2 separate regions of the Homo sapiens genome follow, and region 2 is linked to region 1. The links are chromatin loops, found by intact Hi-C in ENCODE. Cell type or tissue: HepG2. All regions are shown on one strand. Links, peaks and the distances in the headings refer to the core of each region. The heading gives the core; the rest is flanking DNA. Region 1 overlaps WWOX (WW domain containing oxidoreductase). Region 2 overlaps WWOX (WW domain containing oxidoreductase).

The links. Peaks named below come from ENCODE experiments on the same cell type or tissue, not always from the same donor. Only the 100,000 strongest peaks of a DNase experiment are listed, where the experiment ranks them.
Region 2: it touches region 1 in a loop (6-fold over the local background); 5 of 110 quality-filtered maps call a loop at or near these places.

Annotation. Positions count from the first base shown.
Region 1 is chr16:78,700,335-78,709,521 of GRCh38, forward strand. The region is part of intron 8 of WWOX (WW domain containing oxidoreductase); the gene reads left to right. Among named protein-coding and RNA genes, the nearest start is that of WWOX-AS2, 200 kb to the left of the region's middle. In HepG2, for the core only: a CTCF peak has its summit at 5,537 (motif pointing right); a DNase peak (open chromatin) is centred at 5,597.
Region 2 is chr16:78,751,061-78,760,247 of GRCh38, forward strand. The region is part of intron 8 of WWOX (WW domain containing oxidoreductase); the gene reads left to right. Among named protein-coding and RNA genes, the nearest start is that of WWOX-AS2, 260 kb to the left of the region's middle. In HepG2, for the core only: no CTCF peak of the experiment used is centred there; a DNase peak (open chromatin) is centred at 5,341; H3K4me3 peaks cover 495 bases.

The DNA.
Region 1 (9,187 bases), core at 902-8,901:
AGAGAGAGAGAGAGAGAGAGAGAGAGACCATCTCTCTTGTGTGTCTTTCATTCATGAGAACTCCACCTTTGTGACCTTATTACTTCTGAGAGGCCCTACCTCCAAACACCATCTTATTGGGTGTTCTAGTTTAACATATGCATTTGGAAGAGAGAGGAACATATTCAGTCCATAGCATGAACCAACCACGTGCACAGAGGTGTGCCCCAATTTACTGTCAGTGCAGCCTTCACAGGCAGGAAACCCACCAGGTCCAAGGAAGGGGCACTCAGCTGTTACCTCCTGTCATAGGACCATTCCTCACTGTGCCATCATATTATACTTCCATATCGTGTGTCTTGTGGCATTCCTGGGCCTGCAGTGAGCCTGTGGCCACCTCATAGTCTTGTTGGCCACAGCCTCTAGAACCAGGGATTGGAGGAACAGCCATCGCTAGCATGGTGCTTGGCACTGAGCGGGTGCTTAGTGAATATTTATTGAATGATTTCCAACTAATGGAAGAAAGCTGAATAGCACAACACCCAGAGGATTGAGGTTTATTGAAAACCAACCCAAAGGGCTATGGTGAAAATCATCTCAAAAGGCAGAGGGCAAGAAATTGATATTTATTGAGGGCTCTCAGTGGGTGTTGTAGGGGGAAGGAAGTACAATGTCCTGGAGCTAGGCTGCCTAGGTTTGAATCCAGGGTCTGCCAGATGTAGATGTGTGATCTTGGGCACGTTTTTCAACCTCTCTGTGCTTAATCTTCTCCTCTTTAAAGGTGGGCTAGTGATAGTTACCTCACAAGGTAGCTGTGAGAATGAAATAATGATACATAAAGCACTTATAACAGGACCTGGCATGCAGTGAGTATCAGTGGGTATTTGCTGTGGTTATTTAGTTATCTACTTTACATGTACATGTAAAGAACTAGGGATATCTGTATTAAGACAGGGTCTTGTTATGTTTCCTGGGCTGATCTCAAACTCCTAAGCTTAAGTGATCCTCTTGCCTTGGCCTCCCATAGTGCTGGCGTTTCAGGCTTGAGTCACTGTTCCTGGCCTACTTACCTTCTTTTTGATCTTCTGAAGTCACCCCCTCCATCTGACAGGAGGTTGAAGGTCCGATGGCCACATAGGTGGCAGTGCTGGAATTTGAACCCAGGCCTTCCTCCCTTACCTCTCTCTACCTCTATCTCTTCTATCTACCTGTCTCTACTCCCTCTCCCTACTTTTCTCTTTTTCCCAGCCTCCCCCCGATATACTCAACATATATCTCCCTCTCCCTCCACCCACCTGCCTCCCCCACACTCCTTCTTTCCCTCTCCTCTGCAGGGAGAGCTTGGAAACCAAGAGTCTATGAGCTCGAAGGGAGCATGCAAAGGTGCCAGGCAGGCCCTCAAAGCTGGGAAGCTGCAGTAGGGGTTCTTTGGGACCCAGTTAAGCAGTGGGCCCTTGCTCTGAGATGCAGTCTGCTGAGCTGCCATCTGGGGACACATCTTGAGTTTCTCTCCATGATGGCGCAGCTCTCAGCGTAAAGCAGTCTATGGAGTGAGAAGGGAAAAGGCCCCAGTAATAAAAGGCAAAGGAAGCCTGGTGAAGTGACTCATACCTGTAATCCCAGAACACTGGGAGGCCGAGATGGGAGGATCATTTGAGCCCAGGAGTTGGAGACTAGCCTGGGCTACATAAAATTATATATATATATATATATATATATATATATATATATAAAATAATGCAGAAGTTTTATATATATATAAAGTTTTATATTTATATCTATAAAGTTATATATATATATATATATATATTTATTTATTTTCAAGACATGGTGGCATGCAACTGCAGTGTCAGCTACTCCGGAGGCCGAGGCAGGAGAGTCACTTAAGACTGGGAGCTCGAGGCGGCAGTGAGCAGTGATGACTCCACTATACTCCAGCCTGGGTGACAGAGTGAGACTTTGTCTCAAAAATAAAATATAAAATAAAATAAAAAGGAAGAAATAGCCAGTAGTGCTTTCTTGTAGACAGAGAAGCTGGTGAAATGATGTAACCAGGCTGGGCATGGTAGCTCACGCCTGTAATTCCCAGTACTTTGTGAGGCTGAGGTGGGCAGATCCCATGAGGTCAGGAGTTTGAGACCAGCCTGGCCAACATGATAAAACCCCATCTCTACTAAAAATACAAAAATTAGCCAGGCACAGTGGCTCATGTCTGTAATCCCAAATGCTTGCTCGGGAGGCTGAGGCAGGAGAATCACTTGAATCTGGGAGGTGGAGGTTGTAGTGAGCTGAGATTGCACCACTGTACTTCAGCCTGGGCAACAGAGCAAGACTCTGTCTCAAAAAAAAGAACAAAAAAAAAAAAAGAAATGATGTAACTGGTAGGGAGAAAGCCAAAGGTTAGAAAGAGAACATGAATTGAGAATGGAAAGATCGCAGAGGAAGCAGATTTGTCTGCACACCTCTTGCATGTGTATTTGGAGAAGCTCTGTGTGCTGCGGGTCGAGGGAAACACATAACTGGAACAACTGTCCTTTTCCACCATTGTTAAATCCTGCTTTGCTCACTGCAGGAGAGGGGGATTATATAGGAGCTTCTGGAAACAGATGCCTTGGGAGCTCTCCTCCTTTTCCAGAACTCCCACACTTGCTCTTGTAGATCATCATAGGATAACTCTCCGCTCCCTTTCCTAAGAAAATTGATCTAAAAAGTAATTATGGAATCTTGCAGTGCTTGTTGGGATCAGAGAAGGCTCCTCCGATGATGGGATGTTAGGTAGAGGGCTGCAGGGACCTTGCTTTTAGTCAGGAGGCAAATCAAGAGCCAAGAGAGGGAGGGGTGGTCGTGAGTTTTTATGATGTTCCTTCTCTTCTCCGCTCCTTCCTGACAAGAGTCTGTCTCTTTTCTCTGTGTGTCATAACTACCCACATTCACCCCGGCAGCCCATCTACCTTGTTTCTCTCATAAGTCAGCTTCTCTCCCATCTTTCCTGTGAAAATTTCTAACAAAATGGGAGTTAAGGCCGGGCATGGTGGCTCCTACTTGTCATTCCAGCATTTTGGGAGGCTGAGGTGGGAGGATTGCATGAGCTCAGGAGTTCAAGACCAGTGTGGGTAACATAGAGACTCTGTCTCTACACATTTTTTTTTTTAATTAGCTGGGGATGGTGGCTTGCACCTGTAGCTCCAGCTACTCAGAGGGAGGCTGAAGCAGGAGGATCCCTTGAGTCCAGGAGTTTGAGGCTGTAGTGAGCCCTGGTCTCACCACTACACTTCATCCTGGGCAACAGAGTGAGATGCTGTTTTGTTTTTGTTTTTTTTTGTTTGTTTGTTTGGTTTTTTTTGGAAAAAGAAAGAATCACCATAAAAAAGATGGGTAACTCGGAAATTTCAAATGCTTGAATTTCTTGGGTTGGGAAGAATATCCCAAAATGTGTTTCCAACTACCTCACTGATTTTGACTTCACAGGGAGAATATTTTGATTTTTATGCTCTGAGTTGCTGGTACTGCTGTGGGCACAGAACTGGGTATGACAGAACATTTTTCTGAACTATGACTCTGATCTTCTCAATCTCTCAGTGGGAAAGAGTTTTGGAACTTATTATTTTTAAAAACTTGGTAAAAGATTTATACCATAATATTTATCATTTTAACCATTTCTCAGTGCACAATTCAGTGGCATAAAAGGGCATTCCTGTTGTGCAACCATCACCCCTATCCATCTCCAAGTGAACTTGATTCTTAAATCTCCCAGCCATCTGTTTCAATTCACTAGATGTTGTTCCACCCAGCACGTCATGGTGGAAAGGGGCAGGCTGTGATTTTTTTTTTTTTTAACCTCCAGCAGCTGTGTTCCCTGTGGCAACTATGTAACCTCTCTGAGCCTCAACATCTGTCTATAAAATGGAAACAGTGCAACCTACCTTAGCATTTGATGATCTCAACTTGGATCCCATAGCGGGTATCTCCAAAATTTCCTCATCTTGACTACGTTCTGGTGAAACTTAAGATGTCAGCACATGACCTACCTCCCTTCCCTTCTCATTCATCTGCATTTTCACAATGCTTGGTTTTATCTTTTATACATATAATGCACAATACATGTAGTGCCAACAAGAATTATAGTTTCTGTAAGTAGTGTATGATTGCCCACGGATCTTCAGTAACTCATTAGGCACTGACGGGCTGACATGAGCAACAACGAGACTTAGTATCTGTTGCAGCTCTCCATACAGTTTACGAAACTCTAATCCATAAAAGCCGTTTGAAATTTCCATTAGGAGATTTGCACAAGTGGTTAAAATTAGTCATGCATTCTTGGTCTAAACTGCAGGAAGGGTATCTTTACTGTGAAAATGATTATGACATGTTAAAACTGTGTAATAGTAAGCAGACAGTTTTCCGAGCTGCTGGGTGAATTCTGGAAATGCTCTATTATTTTCTCCCTGTTGACTCCTTTCTTTCAGGCAAGACAGCCAGCATGTTGACTTGGAAAACAACTGAGGCTGAGCAGTTTCAGAGCATTGACATTACGTGGCTTCTTTTGTGGGCCACCCCAACTCTTTTATTTTTTTTAATTGCTGCTTCTTCCTCTAAAATACAACTTGTTTTTTTTTTTTTTAAAGAGGAGGAAGCCTTAAAAACCAGCGACAGTCTTGGTTTTCTTAACCTGTCCGCCATTTAACATTTCTAGAAGTGCAACATTGCTTCTAAGGTAAGGGCAAGGACCATGACTTTTGCATGCTGAAAATGAGCTGCCTGGTTTATTGAGTTAGTTATTCCTTTTTAGTGCCGCAGTGTTTTCAGTGTTAGAGAAAAGGCTGTGATTTTCTTTGATATTAAAAAGCCAACCACTTATATTTTCCAAAGCCATTTGCATTCAGTCTGACGGCCGCTAAAAATGTATGTGGATTTTTCATCTGAGAGGTTTTCTCTATGCATATTGTTTACATTTATCAAATGTTGTCCTGCCCAGTACTTTATATTCATTGTTGCTTCCGGACCTAGCTGACAACATGGTCTATATGAAAAACAACACAAAACAACACATAAGAGAGTCAAAGGGACTTCTTTGGGGAGAATATAAAAACAAGCCAAGGCGAAAGTGGCTGTAAAAATGCGTTGTGTTCCCAAGTGGAGGCTCCTTCTTTGTTCTGTCATCAGTTTGTCAGTTGTCAATCAAACCTCCCTTCGCCTCACACGTTTGCTAATGTAAGAAGTGCTGGCTCTGCTCTTAGCCTGCAGTGGTGCAGCTTAAAAATTCTGGGAGGGTTTCATGCAGTAAATACTTAAAGTAACAGAAAAGGACTGGGGAAAAGCTGATGTTGTAGCTGTATGATCACCCATGTAAAACTGTTTATTTAGTTATTTATTTATTTATTTGCTTTTTTACTTCCTTTTCTATGCCTTTGGTGACTTTGTGTAATGCTGTATGTACCATCAGAGCACATACTGCTTTTGTGCACACATACATTGAAAACAAAATGAAAAAACAAGAATAAAACAAAAACCCTATTCCTATTCCTACAATTCTGGTACTTTGCCACAAGGTGGTGGTAGTGTATCTTGAGTAAGGAATATGACCTGCTAGATATAAGCATCTGTTTATTTACACACTAAGGAATGTTTGAGTGTGGAACGTGGTTTAGATGCTGTGCGTACAGCAGTGACTCAGATAGGTGTGTATTCTCAAGAAGCTTTCATTCTAATGACACATACTTTGTCTCCAGTCAGAGTTATGGCAGGTTTTTTTTTTTTTTTTTTTTTGACTAAATTCACCCATATTTGATGGCAAGTGTGATCACAGCATGTTTATAAAAATCATTCTTAATTAAGGCATTTCCATCTTATCAAGCCCCCTATTTAATAAGGATATCAAAAAAGAAAACAGTTTTCGTGCATATGTGTAGCTTTTTAGATTCACTTTTTCCTTATTTGACCCATATAAACTTTGTCTGTCTGTGTCTGTCAGTCTCACACACATCCTTCAACACATCTCTTATTTCTTTCCAGAGCCAGGCTAAAGCACCCTTGCCATCTTCTCTCTCTGCTGTTAAATTAGATGCCTTCTCCAGGAATCTCTCTGGGGGCATCCTGAGCCTTCCCGATTCCATTTCAGATTTCTTTCTGTAATCAAGAGCTCCATCTCTGTTGCTTTCCTGGGGCTCTTCCTCTCCTCTTTTTGAAGCTTTTCATTTCCCTTTATATTCTTTCATTCGTCAACTACAAAGAAGCTGCAGGCAGGAACAAGAGAGCTCAGCACACTTGGTGCAGTCTCTCTGGCTTGGTAATTGGTCCCAAGAAAATAGTTTTTTTCCAATTATGGCAACATTGAAAACTTATCCAGGAGAGGAAAGGCTCTTTCAGCTGCTCTTTCTCGATCCTTGCAGTTTCCCTTTTGACCTGTGGGTACACATGGTACTGACGCAATTGGCACCTCAGATGGTTCTTCCTGACAGCTACCCTTGCAACTGACTCAGGATACAAACTACCTTTTTTTTTGGAGACAGATCTCACTTTATCACCCAGTCTGGAGTGTAATTGACGCAATCCTGGCTGGCTGCAGCCTTGACCTTCTGGGCCCAAGCAGTGTTCCCGCCTCGGCCTCCCAAAGTATTAGGATTACAGGCATCAGCCGTCATGCCTGGCACAAACTGCCTTTGGAAGTGAATCAGTCAGTTGCCTAGTAGGCCTAAGGAGACCATGATCCATGTAAACCATGGAATATTTTAAGCAGAAAAGAACGTATTCCCCTTCAAGGACAAAGTGCTGGAATAATTGACATCCAGGTTATCACAGAGCCTTCCTATAGTGTTGATTCTGATCACTCAAATAATCTTAGTGTTAAAGGGTTTATTTTTATTTTTCTACCTTCTTTTACCACCCCTTACTCCCATCAGAGCACCATCAGTCTTTTGGGAATAAAATAATTCCTCAGATATATTAAAAAGCTATAGAAGCAGAAGTTAACGTACATGCAAAAATCTCTACATTTCTCAACAATTGTGTAACCACTAAATATAGGGAAAGAAGTGTGCAAGGTATAAGACATTGGCCATGCGTCCTTGTCTGTGCCACCTCACCAGGAGCATTGCTCCTTTTTATGCACAAGCATCAGAGGTTCTGGACATCTTCTTGGGCTAGTTGGTATAGCTTCCTTCTCAGCTCATTCTGCAAGGTTTGCTTTGGAAAAGTCTGTGCATCTGAGCTCTCTCTTGCCATATCAGGAACCGAAGTCAGAAATAAAGGCTACAGATGCTCAAAATCTGCAGTATTCAATCTTTTTAAGGCCCAGCATGGTGTCTCATGCCTGTAATCCCAGGGCTTTGGGAGACTAAGGCGGGTGGATCACTTGAGGTCAGGCATTCAGGACTAGCCTGGCCAACATGGTGAAACCCCATCTCTACTAAAAATACAAAAATTAGCCTGGTGTGGTGGTGCACACCTGTAGTCCCAGCTAGTTGGGAGGCTGAGGCAGGAGAACTGCACTCTAGCCTGTGCTAGAGAGCGAGACTCTGTCTCAAAAATATAAATAAATAAATAAATAAATAAATAAATAAATAAATAAATAAATAAAGTATCTGTCCCCAAGTCACAATGCTATTCGGTTGGTGCAAAAGCAATCGTGGTTTTTGCCATTACTTTTAATGGAATAGTAAATAACACTTGATCTTTGGTCTTCTGACCTGAAATCCCATGGCTAGGATTGTCAGATAGAATACAGGACACCTGGCCTGTTACAGTGGCTCACACTTATAATCCCAGCACCTTGGGAGGCAGAGGCAGGAATATCACCTGAGCCCAGGAATTTGAGGCTGCAGTGAGCTATGACTGCACCATTGCATTCCAGCCAGAGTGGTAGAGCAAGACCCTGTGTCTTAAAACAACAAAAACAAAAACAGGACACCTGGTTAAATGTGAATTTCAGGTAAATAACATATTTTTTAAAAATGTATCCCATGCAGTATTTGGAGCATATACTCTAAAAATTTTCTTTGGGATATACTTCTAAGAAATGATTTGTTGTTTATGTGAAACTCAAATTTTACTCGGCATCCTGTGTTTTTATTTGCTAGACGTAGCACCTACCTGTGACATCTTTTTGTTTCTGCCCTGCTGTGTCACAGGGTCTTGGTATCTTTCCTCCTGTGATTCTGACACTACCTTGGGAAATGACTCTGTATCAAGCGTTTACCATCTGCTGAAAGCTTTGCATACTCTGTTGCTTATCATGACAACTGCCCTGAAAGTTGGGTGTACTTGTTACCCCTTTCCAGATTAAAAAACCTAGGGGTCAGAGAGGTTAAGTAACTTGCTCAAGACCTCACAGTGAACTGTGGTGGACCACTGGGATTAGAACCCAGTGAGTTCAGTGGCTTTGCCTCCAAGTGCGTTTATTATTGTCCGCACTCCAAAATGGCTTTAAAAAATTAAAAAGATACATGACGTTGAAATCAGTGACAGAGGCATAAGGCTCCTTGAGGGAAGAAACCAGGTGTTGGCCATAAAAAAATTATTTTTCACAGCGCCCAGCAAAGGGCTTGTATGCAAAGGACCCTCAGTATAAGCTGGTTGTTGACTGATGTGTTTCAAGAGTAAGTCAGAAAAATAAAAAGAAGGCAGGGAAAGAGTTCAAAACTCAGTGTCACTTGCACATCCATTTTGCCCTAGAAGTGTTTTAAATTTTATCAGGCTCATAAACTATGTTTCGAAACGTGAAAATAAATTGGCCCCCTGACCCCTTATGAAGTGACATCATTCATCTGAAAGGTTTATCGCCCTGCGTGTCATTTTGAAGTTCCCTACTCTCCTCCTCGTTCTCTAAATCCATGAAAAAATAGAAATGGGAGGAAGAACTGGAGAGAGGGGTTCTGTGTGTGTGGAATGTGGCTCTGGAAAGCCCCCAGCCCTCCTGTTAACACAATGCTTTTATCCCGTAATCTCTGCCTGCGGGAGACAAAATAACAGTTCATCTGGAAAACAAGATTAACTCATTTAACTTACGTAGTGATCACAGAGAGAAGCTTGTTGGAGTTGTCTGGCTGAAGGAAAGCCCGCGATTCTCGGCCATTCCGGTTCACAGGGCCTGGGTAGCGGGCCCAGCCTGTTGCAAGTAATCGGGCTCTGTCAGATCAGCCTTGGTGAGATTGGGATATTACCAGGGTATTCTGTTCATCTCTGACACAGGCCCTCTCAATCTGATAGACGG
Region 2 (9,187 bases), core at 489-8,488, 50 kb after region 1:
TCTCCAATTTATTTTTCATAGGGACAAGGTTGCAGAGAAAAGAGAAGAGTGCTGTTTCAAACAGTTGAAACCATTCCTACTTCCAAAAAGAATTTGACTCAAAAGGGAATAGTACACTACATATAAAAGACAGATGTATTTAATTTGTGTTTCGAACTACATATCAGAAATTAGTTAGAAGAAGATATGAGATAAATATACCTGGAAACTTTATGAATTATTTCTGACATCTAGCATTAAATTTAGCTGGGTTTCCTGGGAGTCAAAAGCAAAGAGTTTTCAACCAAAAAAAAGAAACAGAGGTGTATAGTAACACACCTCTGTCCTGCAACATAACTGTAAGAATTTATCAGATTATATATATATATATTTATCAGATTATATATATATTTATCAGATTTTATATATATATATATATATATATATATGCATATGTTTGTATATAAATATACATGTAAAGACCCAAAACTCATATAAAAAGACAAGGTGATACAGCATTTTAAAACAGTTTACTAAAAATAACAAAACATTCTTCCATCAGTCATGCATGCCTTATATTTATGTAGATACAAAAATAGAGTTTGATATTAAACAATACTCCAAGAAAGCCATTTCTGCAGAGTTAAAAAATACGTAGGTTCAGTTCCTTACCAACACGTAGACATGTTGTGATGAAAGAAGGAAAGGAAGGAAGGAAGGAGGAAGGGAAGAAGGAGGGAGGGAGGGAAAGAGAGAGAGAGAAAAGGAAGAGAAAGGATTTTCTAGAAAAAGAAAGGAAGGAGGGAGGGAAGGTAAGAAAGAAATTAATTCCCATTTTAGAGTAAGACTGGAGGCAGAGTGGTCACCCAGATGAAAATGAATAACCCAACTGTGTCTTTCTTCTGGTGCCTCCACGTGGAAGTGGGCTGCCACAATACTTCTAAAGAGAATTGGCATTTTTCTTTAAATAAGGAGGAGGATGAGGAGAGAGACGACACAAAATTCACTCACAGAAGTGAACATAAATTCTAACATTGGTAAAACTTTGTCTTTGTTTTAAATAATCAGTCAGTTGTCTCAATCCATAAAAGAGTATCTCTTGTACAATGTCTGCTTTTGAGTGATTCACTTCGATGCGTACTGAAAATATACCTTTAAGTAGTTGAGTGACTTGAAATATTGGTAAATGTTCTTTAATATTTTGTCTGTCAGTGTTAGAGACTATCAGGTTAAAACAAAGATATTCTTTCTTTCCTTTTTGTTTTTGACGGAGTCTCACACTCTGTTGCCCAGGCTAGAGTACAGTGATGCGATCTCAGCTTACTGCAACCTCTGCCTCCTGGGTTCAAGCGATTCTTCTGCCTCAGCCTTCTGAGTAGCTGGGATTACAGGCACACACCACCACACCTGGCTAATTTTTGTATTTTTAGTAGACACGGGATTTCGCCCTGTTGGCCAGGCTAGTTTCTAACTCCTGACCTCAGGCTTCCCAAAGTGCTGAGATTACAGGTGTGAGCCACCATGCCTGGCCAAGAATATTCTTTCTAATATGATTTAGCTAACAGGTTCAGCAGATTTTTAAACTCACTTTCAAATCATGATAAAATTCTTTAAGATAAACATTTGTCTTCTGTTTTCCCCTGAGAGTGGTTTAGCATTTATGGAGCCCTGCTTTGTGCTAATGAGTTTATATGCCCTGTCTTCTTTAATCTTCACCACAACTTTATGTAATAAGTAGTCTCCAATAAATTTAATCACATAATTACTTAAATGGCCTGGCGAGCCGCCTTACCTAGCTGGCCAGGAATTCCAGGAGTCAGGCTTCCTGATCTAAATCTGTCCTGGTCCCATCTTGGCTGGGTGCCACCAGCAGCAACGGCACACTCCAGCTTAAATATCAGTGGGGATAATTCTAGGCCGTTTGTCTGCCTGGTTCTTCCAGGATAGAGGCAGTGATTTCAGTAATCTCTTAGGGCTGGGCACGGTAGCTCACGCCTATAATCCCAGCACTTTGGGAGGCCGAGGCGGGTGGATCACCTGAGGTCAGGAGATGGAGACCATCCTGGCTAACATGGTGAAACCCCGTCTCTACTAATAATACAAAAACAAAATTAGCCGGGCGTGGGGGCAGGCGCCTGTAATCCCAGCTACTCTGGAGGCTGAGACAGGATAATGGTGTGAATCCGGGAGGCGGAGCTTGCAGTGAGCCGAGATTACACCACTACCCTCCAGCCTGGGCGACAGACTCCAGCCTGAGCGACAGAGTGAGACTCCGTCTCAAAAAAAAAGAAAAAAGAAAGAAAGAACCTCTTAGGCAACTCTCATTTCATTATCCAGGTACAAAGACAATGAGTAAGAAGAGTATTGGGGTTGGGAGGACCAGTCACCCCTGTGTCTTAAGATACTTCTCAGTTTTCTTTGTTGCAGCAAATATTACTGCAGAGTTTTAGTGCATTATAGCCTTCTTAAATAAAACTTGCCCAGGTGCAGTGGCTCATGCCTGTAATCCCATCACATTGGGAGGCCAAGGCAGGTAGTTTGCTTGAGCCCAGGAGTTTGCGACCAGCCTGGCTAACATCATGAAATCCCATCTCTACAAAACATAAACAGAAATTAGCTGGGCATTGTGGTATGTACCTGTAGTCCCAGGTACTCAGGAGGCTGAGGTGGGAGGATTGCTTGAGCCTGGGAAGTCAAGGCTGTAGTGAGCAAAGATCACACCACTGCAGTCAAGCCTGGGTGACAGGGCAAGACCCTATATCAAAAAAAAAAAAAAAAAAAAAAAAATATATATATATATATATATATATATATATGTATATGTATATGTATATATAAATTTAAGGAAGCATAGAATTGAAGAGGCTATTCCAAGGTCACATGACTTTTAAGTGGCAGAAACAGGGGAATTCTGTCTAACACAATCCAATTTATCCATCTCAAGAAAAGAGATATGCCAAAGAGAATGATTATTAAATTATCATTAATGTGAACTCTTGTAATTACTCTCATAATTTTCTTTAGGCTTATCCCATTGGGCATTGCTAAGTATTATTAGATTGTGATTATAAATGGATTCCGCCAGGCATTTCTCTTTTGCTCTGTGGCAGCTCTTTCTCTAGAGAACTTGGTCCCTGGGGATGCCATCTTCTCTGTCTTCACTCGGTGAGGATGGACTTTAGGATGCCTCACTTCTCTTCCTGAGATTCTTGCTTCCTTCTTCCTTAAGGGCCACTGATGAGCAATCAGTGAGTTTCAGGAAGAAGGCATTCAGGCTGATTTCAGACAGCCTAAGGTCAGTGTGCAAGTTAGTATGTACCTGTGTCTTATTATTGAACTGGTGAATGAATGAATGACTAGGTCATTATGAATTTGTAGATCAGGGTTTTGAAGAGTTTGGCACCGGATTTGAAAGCCAATGTTCTCTTAGTACCTACCGCTTTCTTTTCCTCACCTTCCTGGATTTCCTGCTCTTAAGGTTTTTTGTTTTTGTTTTTCTCTCCAAATAAATGGTATTTATTAAATAAAAATTCATTTTCTCATTTATCAACCAGTTGCAGTCTTTGGATGTTTTAATTATATAAAAAAAGCATGGAAACTGGGCATTTTAATTAGCAAGTACAGCCTTGACACAAATAAAGGCATGGCTTTGGTTATGCAGTGCATTTATTTGGTTTTCTTGAAATAAGAAAAAAAGATTTCTTCTCCATCACCAGAGTTGCTGAGTTTGACAGTGTGAATGAGATGACCTCTAAGGCCTCTACTTATAGATCTGCACGGTTGGGCCTGGGAGCTGTACTACCTCAGCTGGTGGGTGATAACTTACTCACAGTCTGTGCTGTGTCCTGCACTGTCCATTATCTGCAGGGGTGGTACTGCTGTCCCCAGGGAAGAGAATGCTGTCCACAAAGAGCCAGCCATTTATACTATTAAAAGAATACACAGGAGTTGAACAATGAGAACACGTGGACAACGGGAGGGGGGAACATCACACACCGGGGCCTGTCTGGGGGTAGGGGGAAAGGGGAGGGAGAGCATTAGGACACATATCTAATGCATGCGGGGCTTAAAACCTAGATGACGGGTTGATAGGTGCAGCAAACCACCATGGCACATGTACACCTATGTAACAAGGCTGCATGTTCTGCACATGTATCCCAGAACTTAAAGTGAAAGGAAAAAAAAAAGTTTCATCAAAAAAAAAAAAAGAAAAAGAAAACACCGGAAAAAAGAGACTCTCTTCCTTGAAGGATTTAATTCCAGGAATTGGAGAATGTCTTGTACATTTCGAGAAGGCAATATAGAAAATGCAGTGGGTAGCCCAGGACTCCTGGTCCAGGTAAAGCAGGCCTTGTTGCTATTCCCCTGGACCATGATATTACATGTTGGGATGATGGGGTCTTGTGATACTGATTAATTTAAGGCTGCATGATGATGAGGGAGGAACAAAGATGTTCTTGAGTCAGTACCTGCCAGAGTGGCTGTATCCTGGTGTTGTAATATCAAATAATTCTACATTATTTAGTAAATAGCCCTGCCCGAAGCCTCTCAGTGCCACACACCCACTGGGATTCCTGTGTGATTTGTCACCTGGAGGAACATCACCTGCCTTGGTTGGGGAGAGGAAGCCTCAGGACCCTGCACCAGGGCCATGTGACAAATACCCATTTTGATAGTTCAGTACCCGCTATTAAATATGCCGAATATTATTCCTGAAAAGGGGCATGGGGATAATTACAAAAACATACCTGGTTCCACTCTCACTTTCGCCATTTAATAGCTTTGGGTCTACAAGTAACCACCCCAGATTTTTCTCCTCCTCTATGCACCAGTCATATCAAGAATTACTGTAACTTCATAGGATTTTTGTCAGGACGCTATGATGAGAAGAACATATGCCAAGGAGACAGTTTTCTGGCAAATCAGAGGCCTGTAAGAAATGATGGCTTTTTGCTTGTATGACCAAGTCTCTTGGAGACAAGGCCTCATGTATGAACTCTGAGGCATGAGAAGGCTCAGAATTCACCCCATCTTCAGTCTTTTATTTGAAAAAGGGAAGAATGATGGAAAGGGGAGGAGAGAGTATATAAAACACGAACGGGGATCCTAGAGACTTGAATTTCTAGTATGTACTGCCTCTGGCTAATAGGGATCTTTGACACATACGCTTTTTCTCCCTTTCCAGCTGGCCCTGTTGCTTAAAGTGGCAGAAGTAGATGTCATGTTGGCAGACAGTTTTGTTCACTGTCAAAACTGGGTTTATCTAATGTGTATTTGAAACAAACAAAAAAAAATCAATAAAATGAGCAGCTTTGGGAGCCAGGGTGAAGGCGGTTGAGATAGGACAGAACTCCAGAGGACTCTTAAACATTATTCAGGAAGCTCTGAAGCTCCCTCAGTCTGGGATTCCAGAAAAAGATTGATTAGGCAATAGTTTACCTTAGACCATGAGGAGATGGACTTTAGCCAGAACACACTGAAAAACACGAGAAAAGTTGGAAGAAGGAATTATTTTTAGTGTTCTGAGAATGCTTTATTGATATTCCTATGAGAGTTTCATTGGTTACTGACGCTGTGTACTGATTGGGTAAATTCTAGCATTTTTACACTCCTTTGTTTCACCCTGTTTGTTCATTCATTCTTCCGTTAAACTACCATTAAGCAACTACCATATCTAATTTTAAGGTGGTGGACAAAGAATCAAACCTAAGTTGGGGAATGTGGCCTCTGGTGATTCTCAGTTCTTGGTAGCCATGTCTCAGCATAGTCTTCTCGGACACCTAATACTACTGACCTGTATAATCGATAGGGTATTGCAGACATCAGAGCATGTGACTTACGAGGCTAGACCATAAAAATATTGAGGCTTCTGCCTTACTGATGTGGATCATTCACTCTAGGAAAAGCCAGCTGCCATGTTGGGAGGATACTCAAGCATACCCGTGTAGAAGAACTGAGCCTCCTGCCAACAGCCATGTGAGTGAACCACGTTCGAAGTTGATTCTGCAGCCCTAGTTAAGCCTTGAGGTGATTGCAGCCTTTGCTGCAATCTTGACTGGAACTTTATTTGAGCCCCTATCTAGAACCACCGAGCTAAGCTGCTCACAAGTTTCTGCACCACAGAAATTCTTGTGCGAGATAATAAAAGTTAATTATTGTTTCAGCCCACTTAGTTTTGGGATAATTTGTTATACAACAGTGGATAACTGCCCATTCAAAGAGTCTAAACCATTAACTGTTCAGCATTAGGTAAGAAAACCAGTTAATTGTTACTTTCTTACCACCTACCCCAGCACCCCAGCACCCCAGCACCCCAGCATGACCACCATTTAGAGGGAGCTGCGCTTTTGCAAAGGTACATAGGACACTGTCTGTTGCTTCTGTACCTCTTGCCTCATCAGTTAGTGGTGTGATGTGTTTGCCTGACAAATACCATCTAGGACCCTGGCTGCATGAGCTTGTTGAGACAGCTAAATTTTACAGGTAGTTGGGGTTTCACCATTTAACCCAGTTAACTCTTCTATAAGTGCCGTATTAAAGCAGGTGGTGTATTTTGAAAGACGTATGTAAAAACATTTGTATTTATTTATATGAATGAATACATTTTATTTATTTATATAAATACATTATATTTATTCACATAAACACATTTTATTTATATAAATAAATCCATTTTTATTTATTTATATAAGTAAATAAATTTTCCTATAAATAATCTTTCTGATTGACAGATAGCGACCTTCCTGCTATGTCCTTACATGACAGAGGAAGAGATCATCTTTCTTCAGCCTCTTCTGACAAGTCCACCAGTCTCATTCATGAGGGTTCCACTCTCATGACTGAAGTACCTCCTAAAGGCTCCCCCTCCTAATAATATCACCTTGGAGATTAGGGTTTCCAAATATGAGTTTGGGGGGACACATTGATTCCACAACACTGACCTTCTATCAGATCAGCCAGGATGCTCTTTTTCAAACTTCTGTCAATCTTTCCCCACCTTCACAATGTGCCCCTATTATTATTAATATTTAAAATATTGAAGATCTAATTAATGTTGAAATTTTTCTTTAAATCAATTCATAGATTCATTAACTTTGTTTTAAAAGGAAATGTTCTATTTCCATCGTAAAGGGAAGATCAATATGATTTGCCACATATAGATGAAGATAAACCTATATACAAAGAAAATAGAACTATAGTAATTCCATGTAGCTATTATTACCAGAGAATACTCTAAGCCCAATGCTTGTGTTCTCTTTGGGCAAATGGAAGATGAGCCACTTGTAGAGAGGTATTAAAAACCAAAGCAAGATCTTTTGCAAGTAGATTAATTGGGCAAGACAAAGGGAATAATAACTATGTCACCAAAATTATTTAATGCAGGGTCCAGGAGCCACCTTAATCATCCATAAATTGGTTAGGCATGTTTATTACCACAGATTGGAAGCAGGCTTCCCCCAAGTGTGTTTCCCTTTGTAATGCCAGTGTCGTAACGCCACTATCTATACTTTTCAACACAATTCCAAGTGCTACCTCTGCATGGCAGAAACTATCAACCGTGGATGGTTTCTTTTTAGCTTGTCCTTCCCGTTCTACAGCATGGAGGTTAAGAGCTCTGGCTTTGGTTCCAATCGTGTCCCCTTTCCTCCCTGTGTGTTATTGATTGACCTCTCTGAGCCCATTGATAAATGGAGTTAAAAATTTATACTCACTGGGGTGGTGAGAAGGTTAAGGGCAATGATGTATACAAGACATTAGCATTTGCTATAAGGAGGATGTATCTCAGTTGCCATATTTGTATCACTAACCATTTGAAGATTTTGTGTTCAAGATTTGGAAGAGAATCTTCTTCCCAAGCCAGCATTTTATATTTTGCATTAAAAAAAACCACAAAAGACAAAAAAAAAAAAAACAAAAAACCTTCACAGACAAAACCCAGGGCATATTTTAGGTGTGTTTAATTCGAAGCTCCTGATGTCTAGCAGGAACCTGGAACTTCCCTTTCTATTTTTGTGGGTCAATATATTCCCACTTTTGATTTAAGGTAGTACAAGTTGTATATGGGTGCCAGTTAGGGATTCCTGGCTGATCTGTGCAATTTTTTCAGTGAAGTTATATGTGGTGCTTAGTGGTGACTATGGGAAGATTACACGGAGAAGTGTTAGAACAGGGTAATCAACTGGGAACCCATTTCAGGTGAATGCCAAGATGTTTTGAAGGTGGGCATGGCAGGGAAATAACAGGATGCCATGCTTGGTGAGAAATGAATTCGTAAGTGTGCACTGTCTGCCATAAAGAGCCAGGCAAGGCACAGAAAATATTCTTCTGTTTCTTTTTCTATTCTACCCTCTCTCTGCTTTTTCTTCTCTCACTGCTGCTGAAGCAGTGAGAGCCTGTTGAGTTAAAATAAGCCAGTGAGGATTTTGGTGGTGTTTGCCCTTGAAGCCTCTTGACATACAGTGTCATCAAGGAGCAGTGGGTGAGCCTGCCCATATCTCGGGCACAAACCTAGGTACTCATTGAATCCTTTAAACTAACCCTCTAAAGAATTCTCAATCTGTGGATGAGAAATGGCAACACAGGGATGTTAAACTGCATGCCTACAATCATCCATTTGGAAGAAGCAGGGCTGGAATTTGAACATGAGACTGTATGCTCCCTGTTGTAGTTTCCTATGGCTGCTGTAAAAAGTTAGCACAAATGCAGAGGCTTAAGACAGCACAAATGTCTTATCTTACAGTTCTGAAGGTTTCGCTCCAGAGTGAGTTTTATGGAGTGAAAATCAAAATGTTGGCAGGCCTTAGGGGAGAGTCCATTCCTTTCATCTTCCAGTCTCTAGAGGCTGCTGGCATTTTTCAGCTCACGGCCACAGCACTCTAATCTCTGCTTTCACTATCCCTTCTTTTTTCTGTGACTCTGACCTTCTTGCTTCCCTCTTACAATGACCCTTTTAATTGCATTAGGCCCACCAGGCTCATCCAGGATGTATTTGTCTGTGTTCACACTAGTGATAAAGACATACCCAAAACTGGGTAATTTATCAACAAAAAGAGATTTGATGGACTCACAGTTCCATGTGGCTAGGGTGGGTGCACAGTCATGGCGGAAGGCAAAAGGCACATCTCACACGGCAGCAGACGAGAGAGAGTGACAGCCAGGTGAAGGAGTTTCCCGTTATAAAAACATTAGATCTCATGAGACTTATTCA